Linked DNA regions of Homo sapiens: region 2 is linked to region 1. Evidence: chromatin contacts called from ENCODE Hi-C data. All regions are on one chromosome and are shown on one strand. The core of a region is the stretch at or near the end of the contact, and the rest is flanking DNA. Distances in the headings are between cores, read along the strand shown. Region 1 holds the start of SEC24D (SEC24 homolog D, COPII component). Region 2 holds the start of AFG2A (AAA ATPase AFG2A).

What was found. A loop is a pair of places that touch in the nucleus more often than their neighbours do. Pooled maps may share reads with other maps.
Region 2: a loop to region 1 is called in a pooled map, with 14 times the contacts of the local background. The contact joins the promoter of AFG2A here to the promoter of SEC24D in region 1. A Hi-C loop is called at or near these places in 6 of 50 pooled maps.

Annotation. Positions count from the first base shown.
Region 1 is chr4:118,834,661-118,840,502 of GRCh38, forward strand. It overlaps SEC24D (SEC24 homolog D, COPII component), which reads right to left and starts at 1,466. Exons shown (of 23, transcript NM_014822.4): 1 at 1,281-1,466. RefSeq lists enhancers at 822-1,713, 1,334-1,628 and a silencer at 1,140-1,629.
Region 2 is chr4:122,918,474-122,924,448 of GRCh38, forward strand. It overlaps AFG2A (AAA ATPase AFG2A), which reads left to right and starts at 4,605. Exons shown (of 16, transcript NM_145207.3): 1 at 4,605-4,832. The coding sequence starts at 4,670. It overlaps NUDT6 (nudix hydrolase 6), which reads right to left and starts at 4,124. Exons shown (of 5, transcript NM_007083.5): 1 at 3,862-4,124. The coding sequence starts at 4,099. RefSeq lists enhancers at 4,268-4,804, 4,597-4,966.

The sequences.
Region 1 (5,842 bases), core at 216-2,715:
ACTTAACTGTGTGACATGGAATGAGCTGAAGAACCTCTCTAAGCCTCAGTTCCTTCTTTTAGAAAATGAAGCCTTTCCAGATTTCCACTGATTCTACAATTTATCTCCAGTTTATTTGCCCCATACAAGCATATTCTTCCTTTTGTTCTTTTATTTGCTACAATTTAAGATAAGAGATCAGTGATACCTGCTAAGACTTAGAATCTGTCTATATTCAAGAAATAACATTTCAAATTAAAAATTTGAAGCCTAAAATTTGTGATTTGATTTTGTTTCCATATTAAACTATAAGTTTCCAAAATAAAAGCAACCATGTAAAAATATTATGAGATCATTTCCTTCTCCTGGGAAGGGGAGAACTGAAAAAGAGGAGAGAGGCAGGCAAAGGCCTTCTGGTCCACTTTGTTTCTGACAACCCCTTTTTCCTCCTCCCACTTAGCAGAGAGAGACGTGGCAGCCTGAGCGCTGGTCAAGCTCATCCAACCAAGAGCACTTAGGAAGTCGGCACGAACACACCTAAGTAGCAGCCTGTTGCTGAGTGACAGAAAAGAGAGGCTGAGATGGTCACTCCAAAGAACAGGAAGCAGCCAGTTCCCTCTGAACTGGTCCTCAGAGGAATCAGCTTCCTCACGCAACCCAGTTTGCCACGTCAAACTTCCTCACACAGAGCACCAAGTTAAAGAAACCTGACTCAGCTTCAAGCGGCGACACGGCAGAAAGCCACTTGGTATAAGCAGGCCTAGGATCAAAATCTGGGGAGCCCCAACCCCAGAACGGCCCCCTGGCTCACTGTCACCCAGCAACTCTAGCCAAGGTGCACTTCTAACCCTGGAACAAGTTCGTATTTGGCCAGATCAGTTTCACTATTCGGATGTCCCGAGGCTTCAAGATATAGTTGCCATTTTTACCATGAATATTTCTAACATTTCCTTCCTTCAAAAAAGGAAATTAAGTTGATAAGGAGATGAGAAAACCGCTGGCAATGACACTCGAATGGTGGCCACTGAGGATCCTAACAAGGCAGTTCCTGCATCCCAAGGCAAAAGGTGGGGGCGGGTAAAAAATGCCCACGCCCACCTCCTGCTCCCCCATCCCGCCGGCCCCACTATTAAACTGCACTAGAAGGCTAAAGAACAAAGAATGAGTTCTCCTCCCGCCGCCACTGCCTCAGGTGAGCACCCGGCCTCCCGCCGCGTCCCCGGGCCGGGCGCCGCAACCCGCTCCGCTGTGCCTGGGCAGGGCTGTCCCGCATGAAGGCGTCCGCGGGTGGGAGGCTTTACCTGTTCCCGCTCCCGCACCCCGCGGGCTTCCGAGCGCTGGCGGCTCTGCGCCTAGTGCCGGCAGCCCTCGGTGGCCGGGCTCCCGCTGCGGTCGCTTCTCCCGCCGCGCCTCTTCCCCGGCCGGCGTCCCCTTAGCCTGGACTCACGCTCGGAGTTGCAGCTGGGCTGGGAACTGCCACGTCAAACCCTTTCTCGGCTGCGCGCCCCCAGCGCCGGGCTTGGACCAGCCGCCGCGCTCCCGCCTGCGCACGCGCACAGCCACCGGCCGCCGCGGGGCGGGGCCACCGGGCTGAGCCTGCGAGCGGCCGAGCGACCTCCCCCTTTTCGCTTTTTCCCTTTTTCCGGTTTTTTGTTTTTTGGTTTTCTTTTTCCCGTCTTTTCTTTCCCCTCCCCCTACAGGTCAAAGCCTTTAACGTCGTGGCTAAATCAGAACCGTATTTTCTCGGCGCAGCCCCGCAGGAAGGAGGGGAGCGCGTTCATTCATTCTTCCATCAACAGGTTGCAGTTTCAGCTCTTCATTCATTACGTATTACTTAAATAACTAATAGTTCAGGTACTGCACTACCGTTACATACGGGAAAGTACACGATCTGGACCTAGGGGAGATTACCGTTTAAAGGCGAATCTGGCACGTGTACACGCACATTTGATGACGTACCCGTGCAATGCACTACAGAGGAAGGAACGCCCAAAGCAGCCTGGCAACGTGTAACGCGGGAGGAGTGGGGGGTGGGGGAGATGTCCCAAAGGAAAAGTGTGGGAAGTGGGGTTTCCATTGATATTGGGGTTGTTAGCGTTGTGTATACTCCTTCTTCCGCATATTCCTTGTTTGTGAAGTAGGATGGCTGATCCCAGCCCCAAACAGGAATCTCTGCATGGAAAAGCACCCAGCGTTTAGCTCACCGTCCTGTGAGAAACAGCTCAGAAATAAAGGCAACCTATATGAGATCTGGAGCTTACCTCTCTATCTCACCCTAAAATCAGGACCATCTGGCTGGTTTCCTATCATCTTTCACTGCTAAATAGAAAGACATTCAGCCACTCCCAGGTTTGGTATAGCTACCACTTTGCTCAAACTTACAAAGTAAAAACCAGCCCGGTGTTGTTGTTTTTAACATGCACTTTCTTCCCGGCTACAAGAAAGCCACTTGACAAATACCTTTACTGATGAACTGCCTAGGTAAAAACGTACATGGGGATGTTGCTACTCCCGAAATGCTACATGAATTGTGCAGGAATTTTAAGTCATTTTAGCAGTAAAGATATATGGTCCATTTATCCCACTCTTAAAAGTTTTTAAGGCATGGGGCAAGGCACAGTGGCTCACACCTGTTATCCCAGCACTTTGGGAGGCCAAGCAGGGAGGATTGCTTGAGGCCAGGAGGCAGTGAGCTATGATCACACCACTGCGTTCCAGCGTGGGCAACAGAGTGAGACCCTGTCTCAAGAAAAAGAAAAAAAGATTTTAAGGTAAGATATCTGGCCTACATCCAGCTTCAACACTGATCAGGTTTGAAAACCCACATTGAAATTTTTGTTTTAAATTGTTTCTTGTATTCTCAATGTGATGAAAATGTTCAGTGGAAGTTTAGGAAGTTTTGGCCGGTGTTGAAGCAGTACAGCTTGTAAAAGCAGTGAAAGAACTTGTCATATAACAGCTACATTACAAGGAGCGAGTGAAGCTATGATACAAAGATAGGAGAGAGTAAAGTCAGAAACAGTCACACCATGTGATGACCTGCTTGACTTGTTACCCCTATAAAACCACTACTTTTGAATTGTAAATACATCCTCACCTCCTGCTCAGGTACCAAACTTGTCTGAAACCAGGACAATTTGTGGTTTCAATTCTAAAACAGTTTTTAATTCCTAAATGTTAAAGCTGGAAGGGACTTGGCCGGGCGCGGTGGCTCACGCCCGTAATCACAGCACTTTGGGAGGCCGAGGCGGGCGGATCACGAGGTCAGGAGATCGTAGACCATCCTGGCTAACACGGTGAAACCCCGTCTCTACTAAAAATACAAAAAATTAGCCGGGCATGGTGGCGGGCACCTGTAGTCCCAGCTACTCGGGAGGCTGAGGCAGGAGAATGGTGTGAACCCGGGAGGCAGAGCTTGCAGTGAGCAGAGATCACGCCACTGCACTCCAGCCTGGGCGACACAGCCAGACTCTGTCTCAAAAAAACAAAAAATAAAATCTGGAAGGGACTTTAGCGATATGAGTATTCAATTCAATATTCAGTGAGAACTGAATTCAATTTAATCATCTAATGGATTAATAGAAAGGTTTATTGAGAAAATTTAAAAGGCTTACTAGTCATTTATAGCTAGTTGGAAGTCATCCCTTCCAATTCCAAAGCTCTTTTCACCTCCCTATGCTTTTTACCTTCTGATACTCTGATTTGCTGTTCTCTTTTAACTAGTTCTGCCTTTTTCTCCTGTGACTGCCTTATATTCAAGTTCTCAAATAACTATTAACTGACTGCATAGTTCCACCAACAATTGGAGTTACTTATCATGAATCTCTTTTTTAAATGAAACGGGCTTCTGGTTTGCGTCCTGCTTCTCTTGTCCTGTCCCCAAGTGCCTATGCCTTAGGTGACTAACTCCTAACCTTGTTCCTGTGATTGAGTCCCTGGCCCTCACCAGCCGTGAGGCTTGGTCCGGAGTCTCAGTCTTCCTTGATCTGACCCATCCTGTTGCCACCTGAGCTTAGCCTCTGATGTTCCATATGTAATTAACTTAGTTTCCCAGGTAACCATATCCTATTTGAAAGGTGAGGTCACAAGGACCTCACAATGCCGACGTACTGGGGTTTTATGTTCTATGTTCCAACTTTAAAAGGGAAAGAAAGCAACAAGTCTACTATGCATAAGGCTATATATAGAGAGAAGGAATTTCCTGACAATGCTTAAGATTTCTTCTAATTGGCAACCTTTTGAAGGTTATGATGTACTAAGCATTTATGTAACTTACAAAGTTTGGAGGTTTCTGGTTCCAAAGCTGAAAACAGCTTGAAGAAGCTTTATTTAAAAAAAAAAAAATTGAAGTGGCCAAATCCTGGACTATTTTAAATACCTGGAAATGGAGTAAATAAGGTCAAGTTAAACGGGGATGATGGGAAGGGTACATGGTAGGGTAGGCTGAGTAGCAACTAATAACAGTAATAATAGAGTTCAAGTAATACCCAAGGTGCTTCTAGAATTACTTTTTTGATATCTCAAATATCATGCTGTAAGTATACTACATCACATACAGCTTCAATCACAAAATGGACAGTGGGACATCACACTGCTAACTCAGATTGACTCAGGTTTGAATCCTGACACTGTCACTTACTACTAGCTGTGCAAGTTTTACTTATTCAACAAACGTTTATTAAACACCTACTATAAACTGGATACTGTACTAAGAACTTGAATACAAAGTCAGATGAGACACTGCCCTGGCTGTGAGAAGCTCATGGAATAGTGCAAGGATCAGCCAGTGGCAGCTGATATGCTATATTTGGCCTACCCACCTGTTTTTGTACAGCCTTCGAGCTAAGAATGGCATTTACAGTTTTACATGGTTGAAATTTTTTTTAATATTTTGTGACACATGAAAATTATGTGAAATTCAAATTTCAGTGGACATAAATAAGTTCTCTTGGAACACAGCCATGCTTTTCTATTATCATATATTCTGTGGTTGTTTTTGTACTATAAAGGTAGAGTTAAGTAGTTGTGACAGAGACCATAAGGCCTGTAAAACCTAAAATATATACTATCTGGCCGTTTACAGAAAAAAGTTTGGTGCCCCCTGGTCTGGCAGGATGTGCAATTACAATATAGTTCATTTTCATTCCATGAAGAGACACAGGTTGCCATGAGAACATGTAAGAAGGGACACTTAACCCAGATTTGGAAAGTGAGTGACATCTCCCTGGTGGAGGTGGCACCTGAGCTGAGGACCTGAGGACAGTAATAAGGCCAAAAAAAAGGCTGAAGGGCAGCAGGGAATAGCATGAATGAGTTGAGGAAGATGAGGAACATAGGGCATTCAGAGGGGCTATAAGTCCTGTACAGCTTGGACATGGGTTTCTAAAGCAAACGAGATTAGGCAGGTAGGCTAGGGTAGCTCATGGATCCCTCAAAGGCACTGGAAAGGCAATGGAACAATTTAAGCATGGGAATGACACAGTGGATTGTTTTTTTCTTTCCAGAAAGATCAGTCTGGAGTTAGTGAAAGAGTGGAAGAGAGGAAAAGGCAAGACTGGTGGGGTAAAGAAGAGTTAGGACACTGTCAGCAATAATCCAGATGAGAATATGGTGGCCTAAGCAAAGGCAGTGGAGATGTGGGTGGAGAGGACAGACAGGTGGGAAAGAGGTTTAGAAGGCGTATCAATGGGACTGGGTACAGAAATCAGGAAAGTGAGGCAGAATACAGACAAACACTCAGATTTTTGATCTGTGAGAATTAGTGGATGAATGGTAGAGCTATATAAGGGGTGAGGGAAACAAAAACGAGAGCCGATATGGGGAGGGGATGGGTTCAGTTTTGGAGAAGTTCATTTTGAGCTAT
Region 2 (5,975 bases), core at 3,355-5,854, 4.1 Mb after region 1:
AAGAAATAAATACTTCAGATTTAGAGTTTTTAGAAAAGCTTTTCAGATCACTTTCTTCATCCATCATCTCACTTAATCTTTATAATAACGCTATAAAGCGTGTGTGTGTGTCTGTCTTTGGGGGTTGATTATATATCAAATAGTTAATTAACTTTCCCTTCTCTTTTCCCTAGCTCTGCAGGAAGCTCCTCTCTTTAAGGACAATGTTCTCTACCTCTTTGAAAGTTGCTGTGCCTAGCACAGTGACAGGCACATGGGGCCTTTAATAAAGACTTCCTGATTTGAGTTAGCATGCAGTGGAATTATGGGATCAGGTCCTTCTCACCTTGCTCTCTTTGTCTGATGACATCTTTTAAAAATTGAGGTAAAGTACATAAAGTGAAATGTACAAATCTTAAGTGTACATTTCATGCGATTTGACATATGCATATGCCCGTAACACACTTTAACATTATAGAACATTTCTATCACTCCATACATTTCACATGTGCTCCTTCCCAGGCAATCCTTCCAATCAAATTAAAAGGCTACTTTCTAAAAGCAATGCTATTTGCTTGCTGTTTTATATCTACACTCTGTGTCTTGGAGAATCCACTCTCACTGCTTCAGCTGATACATACATGAGGATGGCTGCCCAGCCCTGACCTCACTGAACACTAAACTTTCTGTTCTCCAGTTGCTCCCAGACATTTCCTGTCCTGAAGGTTACCACTTCAGACTTCACAAAGTGTGTTCAAAACTGAATCTTTTGTTGTTGTTGTTGAGACGGAGTCTTGCTCTGTCACCAGGATGGAGTGCAATGGTGCAATCTCGGCTCACTGCAACCTCTGCTTCCTAGGTTCAAGCGATTCTCCTGTCTCAGCCTCCCAAGTAGCTGGAATTACAGGTGCGTGCCACCATGCCCAGCTAAGTTTTGTATTTTTAGTAAAGACGGGGTTTCATCATATTGGCCAGGATGGTCTTGATCTCTTGACCTCGTGATCTGCCCGCCTCGGCCTCCCAAAGTGCTGGGATTATAGGCGTGACCCACCGCGCCTGGCCAAAACTGAATCTTACACCCCAAACTAGCTTCATTTATAAGCTTATTTATTTCTGGCACCAATGCTTGAAACCTTAGAATCATTTTTAAATTGCTTTCTTCTTTTCCCTAATAAGCTTTATTGCTTTTTCTTCCCTCACCTCCCATTCCCATTGCTAATATCTATCCTTTAAAGTCCAGCTCATATTCCACATCTTTGACCAGTCTTTCCTAACCACTGCTCATGAGCTCACCATTATGAATTTAAAGACTACTATGTCTGTACAATTTATTAGAACTTATTACATATGACCTAATGATATCTCTTCCATTAGCTATTTTTTCCAATTCTATTTAATATTCCATGCATTTGCAATCCTCCAGGGTAACCCTACATTATGCACTGGGGCTCAATTTGTACTAATGAAATGACTGGCTTGCCTAAAGTCACATAGCTGGTGAGTGGCATAGCAGGGACCAGAACCAGTGCTATTTCATTACTGATGCAGATATGTTATGTGTGAAGCTAACAACATATTGCCTGTTTATCCCTCTAACTTCAGTTGTTGGTAACAAAACATCAATAGTTCATGTTCTAAAAGAATATGAATAGTTGACTTCTTATTCCACCAAGAATATGGACTTCTTAGTCCATAAAGACTAAGAATAGCGGACTTCATGTGTAAATAGTCTCTCTTTATAGGCACTACCATTCAGTTAGTTTTGTTCAATTATAACAACAGAACCAGCAGGAGTTCTTCAAGGTAGCATAGTGCAGTAAGAAAGGTGTAGAGCCAGGGCAAGTAAATTTTTCTCTCTGTGCCTCACTACTGTCATCTTTAAAATAGGAATAATAATGCTATCTACCTCAAAGGGTTGTTAGGAGGATTAATTACTATTTATAAAGATCCTAAAACATCTACCATTAAGTGCAACAAAATTTGTTTTATTGAAAAAATATAACAAGTATTTGGTACTTAAGTTTACAAATTAGTTTCATCTTTGATCAACGCATCTATCCAGTAATTAGAGCTGGCGTTATTCACAAAAAGCAAGCTAAGAAGCAAATATTTTTGGTGGCAATTTGCCTAATGCCTGGCTAAGCACATGGCAGAACCTGGTACTTAAACCCAGAATGTGCACCTCCAAATCGCACAGCTTTCTGCTTTGTCATGCTGACTGGGGTAGTGCTTTGATCACCTGTTTGGTCATTGATAAGTATCAGTGGGTACAACACCTGTGTCTACCCACACACTGGAAGATAAAACGATTGATTCTCCTATTAGTGACACTGTTGCAGTATAAGCGGGCTTGTCAGCAATTACTAGCAAGTAGGAGAGAAAATAATGTGAAGAGGTAAGAAGTCTGGGAATGAGGATGAGTAAACATTGAAATAACTAGCTCAATTATATTTACAGATATGCTTCTTGCCATATTGCTCAATAGGATAAAGATTATTTTGAGTTTCCAGTGTGAGAGATTTTTCCATAGTTGAATTTGCATGCTATGCCTTCAATTAGATTATAAAACCCTCAGAGGCCGTTTGAAAAACTGCTGCACCACTAAATCGACTTCTTCCAAAGTGAAGGCTCCTCCATCCAAGCTTTCTTATCATTGGGCTCAAGGTTGAAAGCCAGTAAAAAGTTTTCTTATTGAAGACTGAAACCACCCACCACCGTCCCTGGTTAATCATAAAAGAAGCGTTATTCTAAAAAACTCCAGTTCTCGCTGAGACAGCTGTTGACCCAATTTGTATACAAATGTGACACTCTGAACCTCTCTGGTTTAGTATTTGATAGCCCAACAGGGTGACTATATTCAATAAAGATTCAGGCTGGGTGCAGTGGCTCCTGCCTGTAATCCCAGCACTTTGAGGGGCCAAGGCGGGAGAATCAGTTGAGCCCGGGAGACTGAGACCAGCCTGGGCAACACAGTGAGACACCGTTTCTAGAAAAAATAGAAAAAAGCCAGATGCGCGCCTGTAGTCCTAGCTACCCAGGAGGCTGAGGTGGGAGGATTGCTTGAGCTCAGGGGTTGGAGGCTGCAGTGAACCCTGATCCTACCACTGCACTCTAGCCTGGGAGACAGAATGATACCCTCTCTCAAAAAAAAAAAAAAAAAAAAAAACAAACTGTACATTTAAAAATAACTAAGAGTAACTGGATTATGGTTGAATGCTTGTGGTGATGAGTATCTCATTTACCCTGATGTAATTATTACACATTTATACCTCTATCAAAATAGCTCATATACCCCATAAACATACACACCTACTATGGACCCACAAAAATTAAAAATAAAAAAGAAAAGCCTCTTTGGTCCACTCAGTCCACCACCCGTATTAGAATGTAAGAGTTTTTTTCCTTGGGAAAAGTGTCCGACAGAACCAAGGCTCGGTAAAGGATACTAATAATGTAATAATATAATATTAACAAACATCTACTGAGCTTTAAATACGTGGCAGGCACTGTGCTGTGCACTTTATGTGCATTATCCAAATTAACTCTCAGTAATTCCAGGAGTTCTTATCACCGGGGTCTGTGGAAGAGGAAATGGTGGTTTACGGCAATTTCCGAATGTCGCACAGTAGAAAGTGGACCAGCAACCAGGGTTGCAGATCCCAAAGTCCGGGATCTTCACCATTTCACCCAACCGCCTTAGAGACCTCCCAGCAAAAGGTCTAAGCACGAATGCTCCAGAAAACAGGTCCAGGTCACGCGTGCCTTCTCCCTTTCCCTCTGGGCTCGACAGTGGTGCACAGAGCGACTAGGGAGTGGGGGCCGCGGTTATTTCATTAGAAAAGCTCTGGAGCCCCGGGAGCCCTTCGTCCCAGGCGCACTTGCCCTGCAAGCCCTTCTGGAAGGCGGCAGCGTCCAGGCGGTCCAGCGCATCGAGCCGCGCCAGGCGCACCGAGATGCCCCCGAATCTGTCCAGCTCGCCCTGCAGATCGCACGCTCCAACTGGCGGATTCCGCACGTAACCCTGTGCGCCCGAGGCCCAGCGGTAACCCGCCGAAGGCCCGGGGCCGTAGGTTCGGGCAAGCATCGCGCGCCAGCGGCCCCAGCTCAGTGGCTGCCGCATCTCCACGCCGCTTAATTCGTCCGTTGCCCAAATGACCCCTCCGCGCTCCAGAGCGGAGATCGCGGCCGTACATTTTAGAAGAGTGCCATCAATACCCTCAGAGTTGAGCTGGGGTTACCACTCTGCAGAGCTATGCCAAGGAGACCGCGAAGTGGTCCACCAGCCCTTCTCAGCAATTTGCCCCGCTCCAGTTAAGCGGGGAAAACCTCCTCCCCCACCGCCACTCACTTATTTTGTTTGGTAGTTTAATTCAACAGACGTTGGTTTAGGGATGGGGAAGCCGGGAGGAGATGCAAAAACGTCCTGTTTTTCAGGAATTTACAATCTAAGTGGCAGTTCCGTTCCTGGAACCTATCTTCTTTCACAGATGCCGTTACAGCTGTTTCAAAGACTGCTGGTTTTGAAAACGCTCAGTCCCTCCCACCACGCTGTGCACTGCTGCGCTCCACTCAGGGGATTACGGCGCAGGGGCGGACCCTCGCTGACTTCTGCCCCGGAAGTTTTTCTCTCAGTTGAAGCGCGCACATTGAGTCGGCTTTTCTACTGCTTCGGCTAGGGTACCTTGTGACCATGTCTTCCAAGAAGAATAGAAAGCGGTTGAACCAAAGCGCGGAAAATGGTTCGTCCTTGCCCTCTGCTGCTTCCTCTTGTGCGGAGGCACGGGCTCCTTCTGCTGGATCAGACTTCGCGGCAACCTCCGGGACTCTGACGGTGACCAACTTATTAGAAAAGGGTAAAGAATTCCGGGTGGGAGACTAGAGGCCGAGGGGGCGCAACCTGAGGGGCGGGAGACTCAGTGATACTGACTTGGGGTGCAGAGACTTTTGAAAGTTGGGCGTGGCATGGGTCTGAGAGCGGCACAGAAGCGTGTAAGACTTCTGTATGTAAGAAGCATGCAAACGTAGCCGCGCCTGCACTGGAGAAGTTAGGCTGAAATGGTTTATCCGTGTCCAAGGTTTCTCTTTTGTAAATTATTTTGAATTTTTAAGTTGCACTTGAAACGCTTTGTCTCATTTAACATTAACGACACATTTAATTGCAAAATTGTTCATAACTAGCGAACATGGGATACTTATCCTAAAAAACTAAATAACCAATTCAGTAAAAATGTGGATCACTCTGCCTTTAGGAGTGATGATAGCATTTTCTTCCAGTACTACGCAGGTTATGATATTTAATAACTGCTAGTAACTGCACACTAGTGTTAGCAGTATATATAGCTCATCTAATTTCTACAGAAGCCGTGACCGATGGGTATAGTAATGACAGTTTTATAGAGGGAGGAAAGTTAACGTGATTCCATTCAGGCTACACAGGTGCTAAGTGGCAGAGCCGATATTTGAGTCCAGATGTGTTTGACTTAAAAGCCATTCCTAGATGACAGCTCCTTTGATTTGGGAGAACGTATTTATACTGAAAAGTCTTATAAATTGAATTAAAAATTGAAAATTTATATTTGATGTGTAATAGCTTTGAAAAATGGACCAGACTAGTGGCAAAAACTTTTATGTCTAATCAGACCTTAAAGACAATTTAGAGTTCACATGGTATTTTCACTCTGCCTTAGGTATCAGAGGACAACTTGTTCTGTCCTGAAGGTTCAACTTGTTTTTGAACTAGATCCTTCCCATTGACATGTAAACATGCTCATTTCTCTTCCATCTTAAATCAGAACAAAAGCTCCACATTTTCTTCCTGCAACCGTCTCTCTATCCATTGCCAAGCTTCTTAAATGGAGTGGTCTCTGCCGCCTCACCACTTACATACTCTCCCTAGCCTATTCCTCTTTGACTTCCACCCCATCATTCCATGGAAACTGTTCCTGGTGTGGTCTCCGAGCATCTCCGTGTTGATAAACCTTACGTGACCACAGCAA